Linked DNA regions of Mus musculus: all the other regions are linked to region 2. A link is a loop called in an ENCODE intact Hi-C map of the cell type or tissue named here. Cell type or tissue: heart. All regions are shown on one strand. Links, peaks and the distances in the headings refer to the core of each region. The heading gives the core; the rest is flanking DNA.

Region 1 (6,289 bases), core at 827-4,826, 54 kb after region 2:
ATATATATATATATATATATATATATATATCTGTTCATCCATCCATCCATCCATTCATCCATCCATCTGCTTATCCATCCATCTATCTATCCATCCATCCATTCATTTGCATCAAGAGCATCCTTGAAAAAATCCCTTGAAAAGCAACTACTTTGTCATCCCTAACAGTATGGTGACCACCAATGACACCAGTGAGGGCCAAAAATAGGTAGAATCAGATGGCCTGCATCCTAATCAAAACTTCCTAAATCTGTGACCTTGGACAGGTTGTCTACTTGATGTTTAAATTTCTCATCAGTAAAAGAAATGCAGATAACACATTTATTATGAGACTTGAGAAATAAAACAGTGCATATGCATCACTGGGCAAAGGACACACAATGGCAAAACCTTAGAAGTAAATGGGACTCTGATCCCCCATTTGTATGTGTGTGTGTGTGTGTGTGTGTGTGTGTGTGTGTGTGTATCTCCAAGTCAGAATTGGAGGCAGGGATGGGCACCCATTCTCCAGCACTGATTTGTCCTGTAAATCATAAAGGGATGACAGTTCAAAAAAGCACAATGAGTTGCCAGGCACACTTGCCCTTCGGGTGACTAGGCTCCAGATGTTTTCCATACCAAGGTGCCTTGAACTCCTTGGAATCTAAAAACACCCTACAAGAAACCCAGGTGAGCAATGATATGTTTCCCATGATAGGTGTGAATCTGTCCCAGCTCTGTGTGTTTGTGTGTATGTATTTTTGCTTGTGTGTATGTATGTGTGTATGCATGTGTGTATGTGTGTGCTTTATGTGTGTATGTGTGTGTCTGTGTGTATGTATATGTTTATTGGTGTATATGAGTATGTATATGTGTGTGTGCATGTGTGTATGTGTATATGTATTGTTTGAGTGTGTGCATGCATATATGAGTGTATGTGTGTGTAGTGTGTATGTGTATATATGTGTTTGTGTGTATGTATGTGTGTTTGTTGGTATATATGTGTATGAGTGTGTATATGTGTGTGCATGTGTGTATATGTATATATGTATATGAGTGTGTACATGTGTATATATGTGTGTATGTGTGTGAGTGTGTGCATGTGTGTGAGTGTGTGCATGTATGTGTGTGTGTGTGTGTGTGTGTGTGTGTGTGTATGTATAGGATAGGATAGAAGCAGCAAGGTGACTTCACAAGACAAATCAGGGCTGGGGAGTGGGTGCATATCCCTGCCTCCAATTCTGACTTGACAGATCTTATACCCAACCTTGCATTTGGTATAACCACCCACTCATTATCTCAGCATGATAGACAGGAAACTGGATCAGTTACTCTCAAGCTTAAAGCAATTGTGACACCTCTCACCATCATCTTAAATGTTGGGATTTTTTTTTTCCAATGTAAAGAAGAAAGGTGAGGAAAATGAGTCGATCAATTGCTTAGTGATGCTCAGACAAAGCAACTGCCAGCACCTGACGTCTGTGGCCTGTGTCCACAGGCTAGTGAAGGTCAAGACAGGAGACACGGTCAGGGTGCCTGTTTGAGTTACACCGCCTGGACTGGGGTTGTGCCTCTCCCCTTCTGTGAGTTCCCAGCCCCCACCCTGCACTCCTTAGCCACTGCAGTGCTTGAAGGCTGGGGAGGAACCTCCCAGATCCGCAGGAACAATGGGCTGGGGAGGGGGCAGGTGCAGCTAGGAGAGCAACAGAAGAGGGGGCTGTATCCAACCCACACCAGGGCAGAGAAAACAATTGCCAATGTCAACCAGCTGCATGGCTGCTGGCCTCAGTTTCCCGGCTTTGGGTCTCTGTAAAGCACAGAGCTCTCCTCCGCAACCTGGATTTCGCCTTAAGTCCGGGCATGCTACTGTCATCCTTGCACAGCAGCTTGCTTAGAGCTCCTGGGAAGCTGGCTCGGGTATCCACTCTAGCCAAGGCCCTGTTAGGTCAGGGACACGCGCAGCGCCTCCCGCAATCAACTTTCCCCACTTGAGATGCACAGGAAGAAGACTGGAATCCTGACCAGCCCATCCCCTGTGCGGGCGGCGAAGCCTTGATTTACAACTCTGGCTGGGAAAGCATTTCATTCTCTTCCCGGATCCCCAGTCACTCCCTCCCTCACCATCTAAGCGGCAACCATGCTCCCAAAGACCTGCTCTACCATAAAGGTAAGAAGCGAGGTTTCAGTACTCTGCATGGGACACCCCAAACCCGCTCGCTCCCTGCCACACACACACACACACACACACACACACACACACACACGCCTCTGACAAGTACTGAACAGCCCAGTCTCTGTAATCCCCCCCCCACCACCACCACCACCAATCCAGAGAATCCTGGAGGATGAGAGGAGAGCGGTGGGACACCCTTTGGCCTGCAGCTGCTGCCGCCACTCCGGCTCCTATGTCCGGAGGGATGGGCTGGCAAGAGAGGATAGTTTTAAATCTGATTTCTCCAAGGATCTTACCTCCTGCCTCACTGAGTCACTGAAAGGAGCCGTTGAGGACCCGGGGCCACCTGGCGGCCGGCCATCTACCAGGTCAGCAGTAGCATCCCCAGCACTGTGCTCAGGCGATGGACAGGAGGGGCGGTTCTCTTGGGAATGATAACCGGCCCTGACCAAGGAGCCAGCCCGTGATGGAAACAACTAGGGTTCCCCAGCTGAGGATTTAGTCCTGGTTGCAGAGTCCACACCCCGGCACAAACCTACCACGTGACTGAAGGGCGGCCTCCCACCCAGTGGGCCTGAAGTCCTGTCCAGAAGCTCTGTGATCCTGCCAGGGAGGCAAGACCGAACCAAGGAGCCCACTTTTCTAACGCCCTCGACTGGGCTGCCAGGTGCGATATACAGCACACCTCATCCCTTCCAGCCCTTCAGCCCATCACAGCCACGGCAATCAGCCACCGGCCCCTTGCCCCGCACTCACCTCGGGGCCCGGCGTCTCCACCGCCAGCTTCCTTGTCCGCCATGGTCCTGCAGCCTCAGCCCGGGAAAGGAGCCTCCGGTGCTAAATCTTAGGCTCCCGAGCTAGGTCTGAGCCTCTGGACAGCGGGAGCACCACTCTGACGCTGCCGCCGCAGCCCGGGCTCCTCCCCACGCTCCTCCCGGGCCCGCCCCACGGAGCCAAGGCCCTGGAGAAGGAGGGAGTTGGCTCCTCCCACAAGCTCTGAAACCGCTGGTCGCCGCCCAGCCGAGGCCACACCCCGTGCTGTCATTAGCGCACCAGGACTCAGCTTGGGCGGTGGAGGGTCATAGCTGAGCAGGGGTCTCTGCAGCTGATCCAACCCGGCGGACACAGAAGCGCACAAGGTCGGATTTCAAGCTCTGGAGTTCCCGCCAGACCCTTCAGCAAGCACTGCACACTCAGCATTCCATGCGAAGCACACTCCAGTCCACATCAATGGCCTCTGCTCCTAGGTCCCAGAGGAGCACACCAAAGCAAGCACTGGAGACCCTGGTGCAGCCGGGAGCCAGGCCACAACTTGTGCAGGGCTGAGGCCCAGCACCCCCACCAACTTTTCCTCTTCAGGGTGCCTACAGGACTGCAAAGCAACTCTTGACCCACGGAGGTACTTGTCGCAGAGACTGTGTTGCCCTTCCATATACGGGATGCATCCCTGGCCCCATTAAAATAGGACATTAATAATTCAAAACTTCCATGGTTGACTGAATCACTGGTCTTTGCCCTCTGGCTGGCGCCTGCTCTCTCTCTCTCTCTCTCTCTCTCTCTCTCTCTCTCTCTCTCTCTCTCACACACACACACACACACACACACACACACACACACACACACACACACACACCTGCGCCTCTGGCACCTGCTAAGGCCTGGCTAAACAGATGATTCTGGGTGCTCTGCTCTTTGGTACATGCAGGGGTAAAGATCTCATTAACATAGTCCCTACGTCTTCCCCACCCCACCCCCAAGGTGGGTCTGACACTAAATGCTGACGTTCACATATCCTTATCTCATAGCTGTCAGTTTCTGCATTTAAGAAAACTTGGCATGGGAGGTTTAAATTATGATTTCAACATCACACAAGAGCAAATGGCTGGCTGGAATCTCATCCCAGTGGCAAGCACCATCCTCACTTCGTCATCATCTCCGTACTTAGGGGAGGCCTCCACAAGCAGCCTATGGGTGGTGGGATGACCTGAGGTCTGCTACCAAAGCCTACAGAGGAGAGTGATAAACAGGCTGGGGTTGTAACTCAGGGGAGGACTCCCACCCCGTGCTCACAAACTGTCTTCTGCCTGCACTAGGATAGCTAAACGCAGTCTCTGGCTGTATGTGGGCCTCTCTGAGCCTCCTTGTCCTCTTCTGAGAAACAGGTTCTCAAGACTAAAAACAATTACGTGGCATGATGCCTAGCTTGGAAACTAGGGTACAGCGGTTTTAAAAGCAGGAGCTACTAGATGCCAGGCCAGTTGTTCAGGGTGTTGGCAGTACCTGGAAGCCACTCCTAGAGTGTAGAAAACATGTGTCGATGAAGCCAATTCTCCTAATCAAGACTGCTTTCTAACAGTGACAGTACCCCACCCACCAACACACACACTATCTCAGAGGCAGATCCAAGAGTTAAGGTCCCACAGCAAGGCCCCAAAGGCCAGGAGCAGGAGGCACCCAAATCAGAGAGGACTCGGGTTGGAAGTAGTTGATCAGGGCAACAGCTGACGCTCCTGAGCTCAGCTGAGCTTCAGATAGAGAAGAGAAGGGTTCTCCCTGGCCCTTCCTCCACCCACTGCTACCTTCTGGTTCTGCTCACACCTTCTAATTAAGGGAAAGCAGCTAGGCTTGGGTGTGCCATAATATGAAAAGGCAGGAATAACCACTGCACTGTCCACTAGTGTCCTGGAGACATGTGCCTGGACCTGGATACAGAGTTGGCTGTTCAGCTGCTTCTGCTAGGAGTTAGTGTTCATTCCTAAGAAAAAGCCCTGAGTTTGAATATTTGTTTTTTGTTTTGTTGAGATGAGGTTTTGCTATGTAACCCAGGCTGGACTTAGACTTTCTATCCTTCTGCTTTAACCTACAAGTGATGTTATTACAGGCATGTGCCACTCACTGTTCTCTGCCAAACTCCAATCCCTTAGTGCAACATTCAATACTTTAACACTCTTTTCTCTCTCTCTCTCTCTCTCTCTCTCTCTCTCTCTCTCTCTCTCTCTGTGTGTGTGTGTGTGTGTGTGTGTGTGTGTGTGTGTGTGTGTGTGCTTACACGTATGTACATGTATTTACACAGTCCAAGTGTCTATAGAGGCCAGAGGTATATCAAGTTCCCTTTGTAGTAGAGTTGCAGAAGCCTGTGAGCTGTTGACATGGGTGCTAGGAACTGAACTCGGGTCCTCTGGAAGAGCAGCAGCAAACACTCTTAACCACTGAGACACTGCTCCAGACTACATTCAGTACTTTAGATACTAGGGACCGGCTGTCATCTTCGCCTAAGCTCTCTGGCAAGAAAGGGCCATCACCAACTGCCTCTGTTTCCATGGTATTTAAATCTTTTGTATTCTCTATCAGCTGCCCACTGTGGGCAGCACCATTCCCTAGGCAGGGAGACCTGAACTGTGTGAGCATGGAGGCATCAAGTTGAGCATAAGCAAGCAGGGGCACAAGCACACATGCACTCATTTCTGTCTGCCTTCCATTGGTCACATGAAGTGACCAGCAGTCTCGAGTTCTAAGCACCTTGATTTTTCCACAATAATGGGTTATGAGCTAAATGTGTGAGCTGAAATAAATCCCTTCTTCCTGAGTTGCCTTTTGTTTTATTATGGCAACTGAAATGAAACTCTCACAATGTTCAAATGCTTCTATTTACTGCTTCACCCTCTCTGCTTTGCCTCAGCAACTCTGCATTTCTCCCAGGACTGGACCTTCCTTCCAACTGCAGGGATGTTCACCTCCACACCCAGGACTGGACTTTCCTTCAAGACTCCAGAGCTAATGAACATCTCTGAGGGTGGCTCCTAGTCTCTCACATGACTAAAATCCAGCCCTCCTGTCCTCCCCTCTCTCCTGGGGAGCCAGATGGCACCACCCACCAGAGTCTAAGCCATACACCTGGGCATCCACCAACATTCATCCTTCAGTGTCTGTCCAAGTTCAGCATCTGCAGGTCAAGTGTGGATCAGTGGCTTCTGGTGCTTGTTCTTCATCCTCTGTGCCACCATCCAGCTGCCCCATGATCTATCTACTCTTAGTGACACCACCCTCCCCTGCTCCAGAACAATCTCCCCACCACTAACTTTCTCAATCCCTTCCTGACAGCTGCAGGGATGAACTTCAAGCCTAGGTCACTGACTT
Region 2 (6,289 bases), core at 715-4,714:
TGTTTGAATGCTTAGTCGCCAGGAAGTGGCACTGCTTGTAAAGGATTGGGAGGTGTGGCTTAGTTGGAGAAAGTATGTCACAGGGTGTGGGGGCGGGGCTTTGAGATTTCAAAAGCCCATGATAGTCCAGGCCCAGTCCCCCCCCCCTCTCTCCCTACCCCGTTCCTCCCTATCTCTATTTATCTCTCAGCTAGCAGATCTGGATGTAGAATTCTCAGCTCCTTCTCCAGCACTGTGTCTACCTGCCTGCCTCCATGCTCCCTGGGAGGGAGCTACCAGCTACATACCAGCTAAAACAGAGACCAAGCTTTCTGTGACCTGGGTACTATGCTAAATGCCTAACAGATAGGAACTCACATTACTCCCACAACAACCATTTGAGGTAAGCAGAATTATTAGTCTTATTTCCATAGTAAACATAAAACTGAGGCATGGATAAGTCGAGTCGCTTGCTTGCTTAAGAGCACACTGTGCATAGGGTCAGAACTCGGGGCAAGCCAACTTACTTGCTCTTCCTCAATGCATGCTCCACGCTGTGGCCCCGGAACTTCTTGTAGTAGTCAATGAAGGAGAAGGGCAGAGTGATGTTCAGGGGATTGGTTCGATCTGGTGCAGCAGCTCTTTTGCGAGACTCAAAGGCAATCATTAGGTCAACCCAGGCTGCCGGGCGTTTGATCTTGAACTGTTCGATAAAATCCTCTCCAAATATTTTACAAAGGAGTTTTTCAAATTCATAATCCACTCCCAGGGATCCGTACGGTCCACCTGAGTGGAGGACAAATTGGAAGCCCATGACATTAGAGAAACTGAGAGACTAAGGCCAAGCACTGAAACGCAGGCCTTCCCTATGTTCTCTGAAGCACACTGCGGCACGCTGGGCACGCAGACAACTACCATGCCCACTCACACTCAAAACCCTTGGGATCTTATTCTGCAGATTTTTTTCCCCTGCAGCAACCTATCTGTTTAAATCTTTTTCTTTATAAATAAAATCAATACAGATAACTAACTTCAAAGATCACAATATCCCTTCTCAGGAAACCCACAGGTGACGTCTGGAGAATTGGTGGACCTCAGGCCCTGTGCAGTCTTTTGATGGCCTTGCCTCAGCAGACCTCCCCTCCCAAGGGGAAAAGGCACAATCCTTATTTTGGTGATCTTATTCCAGGTGCTGAAACCTGGCCTTAGATTCGGTCAGAGGTGACGCCAAGCTACAGGGAAATCCTGGTAAAACTTTAGAAACAGAGCCACTATCTAGTTTGATGGCCAAACTCAAGCAGAGGCTTGAAAGACATTTAGATAAATTTTGCTTTCCAATTGTAAACAGATGGAAGGGCCCTCTACCACCTACAGTCCATATGCTTGCAGTGCTGAGAGAAATGTGAAGTGGGTGAACTAGAGGGGTTGGGGGGAGGGGCTGTGCAGCAAGGCAGAGGCTCACCTGTTGCTTTGTACAGCTCCTTGAGGTGCCCCTCTGGTAACCGTATCTGATGGACGGTCAGGTCTACTGTGCCTCCGCCACTGTCAACAACCACGTACTTGTCCCCTGGCGCAGAAGACAGCAACCTTAAAATACACCCCGTGTCTGTTCCCCCTCAAACAAGCTGGCGAATGATAACCTGGCTCAGTAAGCATCATCAACAGCTCATCTGCATGGTGGGCACTTAATTAGCAGCGTAGCAAATTGATGATAGCTAGAGAATCCAATCATACCCATCTGAGAAGGAAGGCTAAGCATGCATGAAACAGCAGCTGGGTGAGAGACCCTAGAAGACCAAATATTCATTGCACGGCTGTGTCCCCACCATGTCCCATGGCATGCAGTTAACACAAGACTCCCTCCAGAATGGGGGAGCCTTATCTTCCTTGGGAAGAGTATATCTCTGTGGCTTTCTGATATACAAAATTGCAGCTCCCAGCAGGGCAGTCCCTGAGCCAGTGGCCTTTAAAGCATCCAGCCACTGAGTATCTTCCCAAAGAGCAAATGTAACGCATATGAAAGCACTTGTGCCAACGGTGAAGAGGAATAATGATAAGTGGAGGGAAAGGACATCCCCAGACACTACCTTCCTCCAGCTCAGACCAGATTTCTCCTATGACATTCTCCACCAAAAAGGTCCGACTCTGCCGGTTACGTCGAACATGTTCCTTAGCTAGTGGCCAGCAGAGAGAAAGAAATAAAAAGGACCAAGCATAAGAAAGCATGAAGAAGCAGACAGTCATCTGAAGCTTTGGAGACAATGGCATGGCGAGTTCGGGGATGGAATGTTTACTGACACTTGGGCCAAAAGGATTAATGAACATGGCATCAAACACCAGAAAGCCAGTCCTTCCAAGGAAAGAAGCCCTCATCTTTGCCCATGCCCAGCTGTGAAGAAGCCCTGACGAGATTCTTGGCTCTGGCAACTTTCTTCTGGGGAGTGGGTTAATGAAATGGGCCAGTTTCCCAGCAGCCCGTGGTGCCCTGGGTTAAACCATTTCACGTCATGGTGCTTTGGAATGCTGGACACATCTTCCTCATGGGAACCTCTAGGGTAAAAGGATTGGGAGCCCTTCCCTGCAGCTGTTGAGGACAATGTGCACTTCTGCCACATGGTGGCGCTTGGCCCACAAGGTAACATCTGAACCTAGGGGAGCCAGGGGAAGCCTCTGTGTGTGTGCCCAGTGACTGGACCACCTAGGGGACAATGGGGCTCAGGTAACTGTCTGGTCCTCAGCTGAGGAAAGTTGGCTGAAACCAAAAGACTTGGAAATCCCAGGTTTCTTGTTTGGAAATATGAATCCTCAGACCAAAGACCTTCACTACTTTTAAGATCTAAAATTCCTAAGTTTGAAAAAATGGAGCCATGGGCTCAGAAAAGCAGCAGGCCACAGCCAAGTGGGCTTTGGGGGCCAGTCACTTTAGCCCTTTAGGCTTCAGTCTCTTGATCTATAACATGGGGATATCACTAGCTGGTCTAGATTCCTGCTTCCCTAATGCACCCTACTTGTCTACGAAATACCTGGAGTGACACACACAGTAGGTGACACCAGAGGCAGAACACCTACTATGAGACCTAGTGGTCAGGAAATGATAACTCTGATGAATGATTTATTAGAGCAGCCCTGGGGTGACAGAGGAAGGCTTGGCTGCCTCATCTGCCTTCCCTCTCCCCATCATTGTGTTCTTGATATCCCTGAGCTACCCTGCTTCTGAAATGCCCGAGAGTCCCTCCTTAGTGATTATCCAACAGCACCCCCCACCTCCTAGCCTCTTTCTGTAAGAAGCAGACTGTGTGCAAAATCAACTTCTCTCATGATTAAGACCAGCAAACACCAAGCTTGTTCCAGGTTCTTCAGAGCCTGGGCTGAAGTGGTCAAAGGGACACGGCGGGAGGGATCCCCAAACCCAGGGTTCTCTCCTGCTTCCCACACGGGGGCAGGTGAAGTATATTTGAGACTGAATACTTCCCTAGCATGCAAGGAGGCTGAAGTCAGATCCTAGGCACCACAGTTACAACATGAAACAATGTCTCAGACCTTGCAGGAATCTAGCTCACTAAAACAATTTAGATAGCCACAAATGGCATTCATAAAAAAAAAAAAAAAAAAAAAAAAAAAAAAAGCTGAGCAAGGCCGACAAAACATCTTTTCACTTCCCAAAGAACTATCCCAGCTTTTCAGGTAGATTAAGTCCAAGATTGGACAAATGTCTCTTTTATGGACCCCATTAAAACCTATCAAGAGTAAAATATTGTTCCCTACGCACCCTAACTGTGGATGCTCAGTGTCTGCCAGCTCCATCCCTCTGTAGTAGCTTTTGTGATCATGAAGGACCCATGGCATGGCAGATGTGCTGAAACAGTGCTCCCCTGAGGTCCCCCGGCTCCCCACCCTGGGGAGAGCCAGTCCAATGGCAATGTAAGCTCACACCTAAGCCCCACTCTTGCTGCCCCTCCAAGGCAACAAGGTCAACAGTGAGGGGACAGATGTGACTGGAGCAGCAGCCACTGGGTGACGGGGCAGATTAGAGGCAAGGAAACCCAAAACCAAACTCCTGAGGAAGGCTCTCGCTCGATATCTGCAGATGCTTCCTGAAAGCCGAGGGCCATTCTTACACTGTATGTAAAAGCTGTCATGGAGTCGATAGAGCCTGATATGAATCTCTGCTTATGAGCCGAGAAATAGCTTGTAAGGTACAAGTTTGGCCTTCTTTCAAAACAGACTGCAGAGAAAGATGAGTCTTTGTGTGTTTGAAATGATAACACGAGTTCCCTAGAGGAAAGGCTGGCCCTGGTGTCCCTCTACAAAGGATTCATGAGAATAAGGACTAATCTAGCCCTTGGGCCTAAGGGAAAATCTCTGCATTCAGTCTGGGAGAACAGATCTAAGGAGTTAGCAAATAGCCCCTGGCAAGCAGACACAGCAGCTGGGGACAAGGATAGCTCTCGAGGATAGTTGTGACCTCCTGGTCACAACTAAAGACCAGACCTAGGGATTAAAAGGAAAAGGCGTCTCCTGGGACGGAGTTGTCCTGGTGAGGATGACTGAGGAATGGCCTGCAGAAAACTGCACACACAGGTGTGGAAACTACATCTGCTTGGGAGCGAGCCTGCGCCTGGGGTCTTGGCAAGAGCAGACTCAGGCTTCCTATGTGGGGACCATGAAAAAGGTAGATCCGAGCTTAGAGCAAGCAATACTCACTAATGTTCTTCCTGTCCTTGCCTAGGCCTGGGCATTCCAGGGCCACTTGGGGGTGGACATGGGCAGAGGGCACATTTCTCCCCTACTAGGTCCTCTTCTAGGAGCTGAGCAGAACTCAGAGCTGGGGAGTGCAGCACCTCTGGTATTCTTTGTTAGTACCCAAGCTTGGTGCTCTGACCATGACATCACCTCTCCAGAACCCTGGGAGGCCTAGATAGACCCAAAAACAGAGCAGACAGTGGAGCGAACAGTTTTGGGGACCGAGATTTATGTAAGTGACTTATCCAAAAGGCAAAGCTCTTTAAAGTATCCACCCTGGGTCAGACTGAGCAAGTACTCCTTCCCGCAGCTAAGAGTACATCTCCTGGGTCAGGACAGGTCTGCCCACTCGGTGTGTGTGTGTGCAAGGCACCTGATGGGCTCATCACACCCTGCAGCCCACTGGGTGAGTCATGACCAAGTCGACAGTGTTAATGGAGGAATGAATAGCAGGCAAATTAAATTAGAGTAACTCAGTTAATATGCAGGGCAGTCTCAGAGCCTAGTAAAACACGAGGCTGAGACTCACTCTCAGGCCACCCTCAGGTTCTTGACAAGGGGTCAAGGTGACAAGCTGGGGTAGCCAATGCTTAGTTTATCTTAGGGACCAGATAGAAACACCAGGGAATGAGAGGCTTAAGACCCACCCTTCCGGTGGAGCATCCCAACCCTCACAGCCTGAGGGGGGCCTTTAGCATCATCTAAGCTGAGTGGCACCTGGGGGCTGGGAAGGTGGAGCAGAGGGAGGGAGAGAGAGAGCAGAGGTACCCTGTGCAAACCCCGCTCCTACTGTGTCACTGGCACTGTACCCATTGACCACCGCCTTGCTGCTGAGCTCAATCATCTGGTGCAGCCGAAGCTTCCGGCAGTAGATGGAGGCGGCCTCGGGCTCCAGGGCAATGATGAGCTGCTCCGAGTTCTCGGGGGAGGCCAGGCCTGCCTGGAAGACAGAGACAGAAGCTGGGGCCTGGGGCTCCCTGGGCAGGTCTGCTCGGAGGACATCGCACCTTGTCTTGAGGTTGAAACACCCAAGGGAGGATCTGAGTAATAATTAGCTTGGCTTGCTGGGGGTGGGGATGGGCATCTGTGGAGATTAATGATCTGATACTGAGCTCTGGAAGTCCCTATGTGCACAGGACTCCTGGGGAATCCTGGCTCTTGGGGCTTGTCCAGATCGGAACTGAAAAGCACCATGGAAGAGGAAGGGGGGGTGGACCATGGATAAAGTTGGGGACCGTGGATAAAGGTGGGGTTCGTTATGCAAGCAGCTGGGAGTCAGAGTCACACCCACCTCAGAGAGGGGACGGGTGGACCCATTCCCTGTGACAAGACTCGCATGCCCTCTGACAGAGGCCGTGCAGATCCTAGTCTTAGTGAACCAGCAAGCATGTGACAACCCTCCTGATGTCACCAGAGTGCTTGAGCTCCTGCCACCTGCCTGACATGTGAGAGTGGCCCCCAGGGGAAACCTCCATGGAGTCCCTTATTTCCTAGAGTGAGGATGGACAGTCAGACAGAGGATTTAACCAAGGCCTTTATTCTTTCAGTAGTTCGTCATATTGTATTT
Region 3 (6,289 bases), core at 776-4,775, 97 kb after region 2:
CCCACACTTGACATATTCACACACACACACACACACACCAACCATTCAAATTCACAGGTCATACACACACACATTGTCACACCAACATATATATATCCACACACTCCTCTGAATTCATGAACTCACACAGGTAAACACTGTCACACTAACACATTTATTCATACACCCAAACTTATACTCTTGTGTACACTCACACACAGCTGCTCATACAGATGCACTCGTTTGCACACTCACACACAGTTCATACAGATGCACTCATGTGCACATTCACAGCTCATACAGATGCACTCATGTGCACACTCACAGCTCATACAGATGTACTCATGTGCACACTCACAGCTCATACAGATGCACTCATGTGCACACTCACACATGGCTCATAGAGATGCACTCATGTGCACACTCACACACAGCTCATACAGATGCACTCATGTGCACACTCACAGCTCATGCAGATGCACTCATGTGCACACTCACACACAGCTCATACAGATGCACTCATGTGCACACTCACAGCTCATGCAGATGCACTCATGTGCACACTCACAGCTCATACAGATATACTCATAGCTCTCTCCAGTCACGCACAGACTCATACACCATGTCACACACTCACTCGCTCACATTTTCTCATTTTCTTTCCATATCTCACACTCAATGGACTTTCACATTCTCCCTCTCCCTCCTCCTCCTCCTTTCCCTTGTTCTCCCTCCCTCCTCCCCCTCAGGAGTATGTGTACTCAACCTCCCTCACCCCCTCCACACATTCAGCTCTGCAGACTTAGGTGGAAGGTTCTAGCACATCACTAAAATTCATCTCATTGGGAGAGAATGAAGTGGGGGGACACAAAGTGGTTTTCACACACACCTCCCTTTTATTATCTTCCTATTTGTTGTGAATATGAACAGCTTATCTAAAAGCTTAAAAGGTTTGTTGGTGCCTAACTTCTTGAGTTCTTTATATACTTTGGATATTAGCCCTCTGTCAGATGTGGGGTTGATGAAGTCCTTTTCCCAATCTGTAGGCTGCCGTTTTGTCCTATTGACAGTGCCCTTTGCCTTACAGAAGCTTTTCAGTCTCAAGAGGTCCCGTCTATTAATTGTTGATCTTAGTGACATGAGCTGTTGGTGCTCTGTTCAGAAATTAGATACCAACAACCCAAATAATGCAATTTAAAAATGGGATAGAACTAAACAGAGAATTCTCAACAAAGGTATCTAGAATGGCCAAGAAGCACTTAAAGAAATGTTCAAAGTCCTTAGTTATCAGGGAAATGCAAATCAAAACAACTCTGAGCTTCTACCTTACACCCGTCAGAATAGCTAAGATCAAACACTCAAGTTGGCACACACTGGCGAGGATGTGGAGAAAGGGGAACACTCCTCCATTGCTGGTGCGAGTGCAAGCTGGTACCACCACTCTGGAAATCAGTCTGGTGGTTGCTCAGAAAATTGGGAAACAGTTCTACTTCAAGATCCAGCAATACCATTACAGAGCATGTACCCAAAAGATGCCCCACCATCCCACAAGGACACTTGCTCAACTATGTTCATAGCAGTTTTATGAAACACCTCAGATGCCCCTCAATGGAAGAATGAATAAAGAAAACATGGTACATTTACACAATGGAATACTACCCAGCTATTAAAAACCAGGAAATCATAAAATTTGCAGGCAAATGATTGAACTAGAAAATATCATCCTGAATGAGATAACCCAGACCCAGGAAGACATCCATGGTATGTACTCACTTATAAGTGGATATCAGCCAGAAAATACAGGATAACCTTGGTACAATTCAGAGACCCAAAGAAGCTAAGCAAACAGGAGAGCTCAAGGGAGGGTACTTGAATCTCACTCAGAGGGGAAATAAAAAAGACACTGGGTGTGGATGGAGAGAGGGACCTGGTGGGAGACGGGGTAAGGAGGGGACTGGGGGTGAGGATCAGATATGGGGATAACAGGGGTTGGGGGTGAAAGGGTTGGGAGTGAGAAGGGAAATCAGTGGTGGGGGAGCATCTCTGGGAAGTGCCTTAGACCCAGGATGGGGAAGCTCCTGGGAGGATGTGGGGGTGACCCTAGCTGAGACTCCTCGCAGCAGGGAATATGGGGAGTGAAGTGGTCACCTCATGTAGCCAGGCAGGACTTCCAGTGGAAGGAGGGGGGCAACAAGCCACACACACAACCTTCCACCCAAAATCTGTCCTGACTACAGATGTGCAGGAATACAGATGGAGCTGAGATTGGGGGAATGGCCAACCAATGACTGGCCCAACTTGAGACCCATCCCATGGGAGAGAGCCAACCCCTGACACATTAATGATACTGTTATGCTTGCAGACAGGAGCCTAGTGTAACTGTCCTCAGAGGTTCCGCCCAGCAGCTCACCCAAAAAAAGGCGGAGTCCCACAGCTAAACATCAGGCAAAGCTCCAGGAATCTTGTGGAGGAGTGGAGGGAAGGATTGGGACCCAGAGTGGTCAAGGACACCACGAGAATACCTACAGAGCCTGGGACCATGGGGGCTCACAGAGACCGAGCCACCAACCAAAGAGTATGCATGGGCTGGACTTAGGCCCCCTACACATATGTAGCCGAGGTGAGGTTTGGTCTTCATGTGGGTCCCCTCACAATTGTAGCAGTGGCTGTCTCTGACTCTGTTGCCTATCTTTGGTCCCCTTCCCCTAGCTGCCTTGTTAGACCTCAGTGAGAGAGGATGGGCTTAGTCCACTTGTGATTAGATTTCTCAGGGTCGGGTGGTACCCAGGGGAGAAGGGGGGGAATGGGAGAAAGGTGTGGAAGGGTGGGACTAGGAGGGAAGGGAAGAAGGAACAGGGAGGCAGAGAGCTGCATGGCACAATATATTAAAATAGGGAGATGAAGGGGAGGGTCGTATAGTTCAGTAGATGGGACAGGGAGGGGAGCAGGACACTCATTGTTCCCTGTTAGGGCCCTGGAGCTGCAAGTCTCTAAGCCAAAGACACTGGGCTGCTGGGGCTGGAGCAGGAAGTAGGAGGGGCAGAGGCTGCAGCCAAATCCTTCTGCTGTGCCGCTGATGAAGTACAAACATACTAAGGAACATTCCAACGGGATAGGAAGAAACAGTAAGATAAACAGCTGTGCCGTGGTGCAAACTGGAAGCTGGAGGATACGTCCTGAGGAGGCTAGGCAATCAAGGTTCCCCTGCAAAATTCGAGTCCCTGATTTAGAGGCAGCGGGCTCGCAATGTCCTTCCAACACCGCCCTCTTGTGGTGCATCTGGTAACTGCATACAGCTCCACACAGTAATAGCGGCGATTTGAAACTGAATACAATTTAATCCTTAAGTGAAAAGAAGCGTCCTGTAAAAGAGGGCAGACCCCAATGCAAAAGTTTGTCCCTGGACTGTAATTTGTGATCTTTCTCCCAAGTAAATCTCCCCCAGGGTCAAACAGTTTTCCCTCCACAATACTTAAAACGTTATAGTGCTAAAAAGGACGAAAGGGATATTACATGGAAAAGCCTATTAGAAGCTGGTGAGCATCTCTCCAGATTCTGTGAATCCCTGTGCTCAAAGATATGTGAAAACACACAGAAATAGGGCTACCAAAGTCTTGTCGCCTCAATTTTGTTTTTTATCCTTGTTTTCTGTTTCAATAATATGCTGTGGTCAGACATCTGCACAATAAACACACAGTATGTCATCATTTTTAACATTCTGGAATTATTTTGCTGCCCTTTTCTGTTTTGGGAGGGGCGGAGGGGGGCAGGGTTTCTTTATGTACCCTTGGTTGTGCTGGAACTCATAAAGACCAGGCTGGCCTCAAATTCAGAGACACACCTGCCTCCTCTTACTGAGTCTTGGATTAAGGGTGTACACCACGTCCAAATTTTGCTGTTGCTTTTTGCTTTTTGGTTTGTGGTGCTAGGGATCAAACCCAGGGCCTCACACAAGTCCTCCACTACTGAGCTACACCCTTACTTTTTAAATAATTTTGATAGAGTCTCATTAAGTGACTTAAGCTAGCTTTGAACTCACTCTGTAGCCCTGAACTAAAATTCTCCTACCTCAGCCTCCTGTGGGGGGTGGAATTACAAATATGCCACCATGTCCACTTGTTTTGATTATAAAAGTTAACTCTGTGCACACCAATCGTGGTATGAGACAACCTTCCTGCTAAGGCCAGCACGCATGGAATTGGTATGGTGGGGTACCCGTCAATTACTTAAATTGTTGAGGAGCAGACATATAAAAGTGGGTTTGTGATCTTGATACAGAACACAAGAAGGGGAACTCTGGTTAGGTGTGACATGTGGTGTTTGCCTGGTGGAATACTATGCACCCATTATTCCAGTCACAAACACACCAATATGCAGGGAGGGTCACATAGCAAAGCAAAGGCTCACTACATTGTACATACAGATTGCCCTGCTTTAAAGTACAAAATTCATGTTTCATATGTCTTATCTTTATATTATATATAAAGAAACACACACACACACACACACACACACATGTTCCTGAAGGAAAAAAAATGTTTCTTCAAGAACACTCCTGCCACTCCTAGGAATCAGGAATGGGAGAGTATGGGAGAGTATTCACCCCTATATATTCTCTTTCTCTCTCTCTCTCTCTCTCTCTCTCTCTCTCTCTCTCTCTCTCTCTCTCACTCACTCACACACACACACCTGCACTGTGACTTATGTAATTAGCCTCTGTTGATGAAGGCTCAGGTGTTCCTCTATTAAGAACAAAGCTGCCACAGCTACTGCATTGGCTGCTTTTCTGTCATAGAATACAGGAACGACGGACAGGAAGAAAGACTTAGTTGGGCTCCTAGCTGCAGAGGGTTCCAGGAAGAGGACAGAGAGAATGTGACAGAAAACAGAGCCAGACAGAGCGTTTCAGAGGCCTGCTCCCTATCGACTCACTTCCTCCAGTGAGGCCCCACCTCCAGCATGTTCACCCTCCAGAGACAGTCCCACCATCTGGGGACATGAGACTGCTCGGCATGAACCCAGGAGCAGTGTTCCACACCCAAACCTTCATAGCCCCCTTGGATCTCAGGCACTGTAGATCCGTCTCTATATCTAAGTAGAACTCACAGAGGAAACTGCCCCATCAGTTCTTTGGGGGTGAGACCCAGAGTGTGTGGAGCAAGCCCTCTGACCCTGAGGCACGTCCCTGGTCCCTTGTCCACACTATCCACGGTAGTGACCACCATCACGTGGCCGATGGGAGGGGAGGAGTTGCCCCACTGCGTTTCTGAAGTGCCCAGGCTCTGACTCTGGCTGGGGAGGCGGGCAGTGGCTGTGCTCCATTTTCCACACTCTTGGTCAGGCTTAACAAACTCTCCACATGCATGTGTCTCTCTCACAACACTATCCCTGCTATTGCTGTTTTGTCAGCCTGATCCCTCCACAGCAGCCAGTGTGAGCCTCTGCCCACAGGCCCTGCTCACATCCAACCAGGGGCTCTGCTACATGCTGCAATCAACCCAACCCCGGCCGTGGTCTGCGCGGGGCTGTGTCGTCTGGTCCTTGACTGCATCTTCCAATCTCATACTTCCTTATAGTTCATATCTTCATTCTACTAAGGCTGAGTGCTGGCCAGCCTGCTGCTCCAGTTACAGTCTAGGCCTAGGGCCTCTGTACTTTCATTCCCTGCTTGGAATTCTGGTTCTCTCCAAAGCTGGAGGTCTCTTTCCTGTGTGCCTACATCTCAGTTTGAATGTCCCCCTTGGAGGAGCAGCTTCCACCCTATTCTGGGGGGGACTCTTCCTTCCAGGATGCTAGCCCCTCTAGCACAGCCCGAGAAGGCGTTCCACACCTACATGTCCACGCATCTTTGTGGTCCACAAACTATAGACTGTCTTGCCCCTGCTGTGACTGCAGCACCCAGGACAGGGCCTGCTTCGTGTTGCGTTTCTCCAAATGGCCACTGGGAGAAGTGAACCATCTTTTCCATAGACAGCATTATAAAGAAAACCCGACAGAATCTTTTCAGTGTTACGATTTGGGGGGGGGGGGGCTGGATTTGCAAATAGCTTATTATTCAGGGGGAGCAGTACACCCCACCCGCTGTACCTACTTCTTCAGAGAGAAGCAGAAAGGTTAATACGGCCCCGTCAGAGCAAAGGAGCCAATTAGTACAACTGCAATTCTGAAGAAGAATGGAGGTTAATTGCTTGGAGTCCACATGTCTCAAACGCCTAATGCTATATCATTATTTTTTTAGCTACATATTATTCATTTCATACACTTAAGTATTCCGCCTTATTACTAATTAGTAATTCCTTATCCTCAAATT

What was found. Peaks named below come from ENCODE experiments on the same cell type or tissue, not always from the same donor. Only the 100,000 strongest peaks of a DNase experiment are listed, where the experiment ranks them.
Region 1: it touches region 2 in a loop (4-fold over the local background); 12 of 42 quality-filtered maps call a loop at or near these places.
Region 3: it touches region 2 in a loop (9-fold over the local background); 33 of 42 quality-filtered maps call a loop at or near these places.

The regions. Positions count from the first base shown.
Region 1 is chr19:58,857,939-58,864,227 of GRCm38, forward strand. It overlaps Hspa12a (heat shock protein 12A), which reads right to left and starts at 3,046. Exons shown (of 12, transcript NM_175199.3): 1 at 2,909-3,046. The coding sequence starts at 2,951. It overlaps Gm52393 (a long non-coding RNA gene), which reads left to right. Exons shown (of 2, transcript XR_003952907.1): 2 at 1,981-3,639. In heart, for the core only: a CTCF peak has its summit at 2,560; DNase peaks (open chromatin) are centred at 2,043, 2,633 and 3,093; H3K4me3 peaks cover 2,011 bases; H3K27ac peaks cover 1,988 bases; H3K27me3 peaks cover 352 bases.
Region 2 is chr19:58,803,960-58,810,248 of GRCm38, forward strand. Hspa12a (heat shock protein 12A) reads right to left here. Exons shown (of 12, transcript NM_175199.3): 7 at 5,491-5,662; 8 at 2,067-2,153; 9 at 1,442-1,546; 10 at 507-765. Among named protein-coding and RNA genes, the nearest start is that of Gm41877, 13 kb to the left of the region's middle. In heart, for the core only: a CTCF peak has its summit at 2,594 (motif pointing right); a DNase peak (open chromatin) is centred at 2,592.
Region 3 is chr19:58,900,983-58,907,271 of GRCm38, forward strand. It overlaps a transcript of Hspa12a not described here. Among named protein-coding and RNA genes, the nearest start is that of Mir3086, 7.6 kb to the right of the region's middle. In heart, for the core only: no CTCF peak of the experiment used is centred there; DNase peaks (open chromatin) are centred at 2,459 and 3,069; H3K4me3 peaks cover 398 bases; H3K27ac peaks cover 546 bases.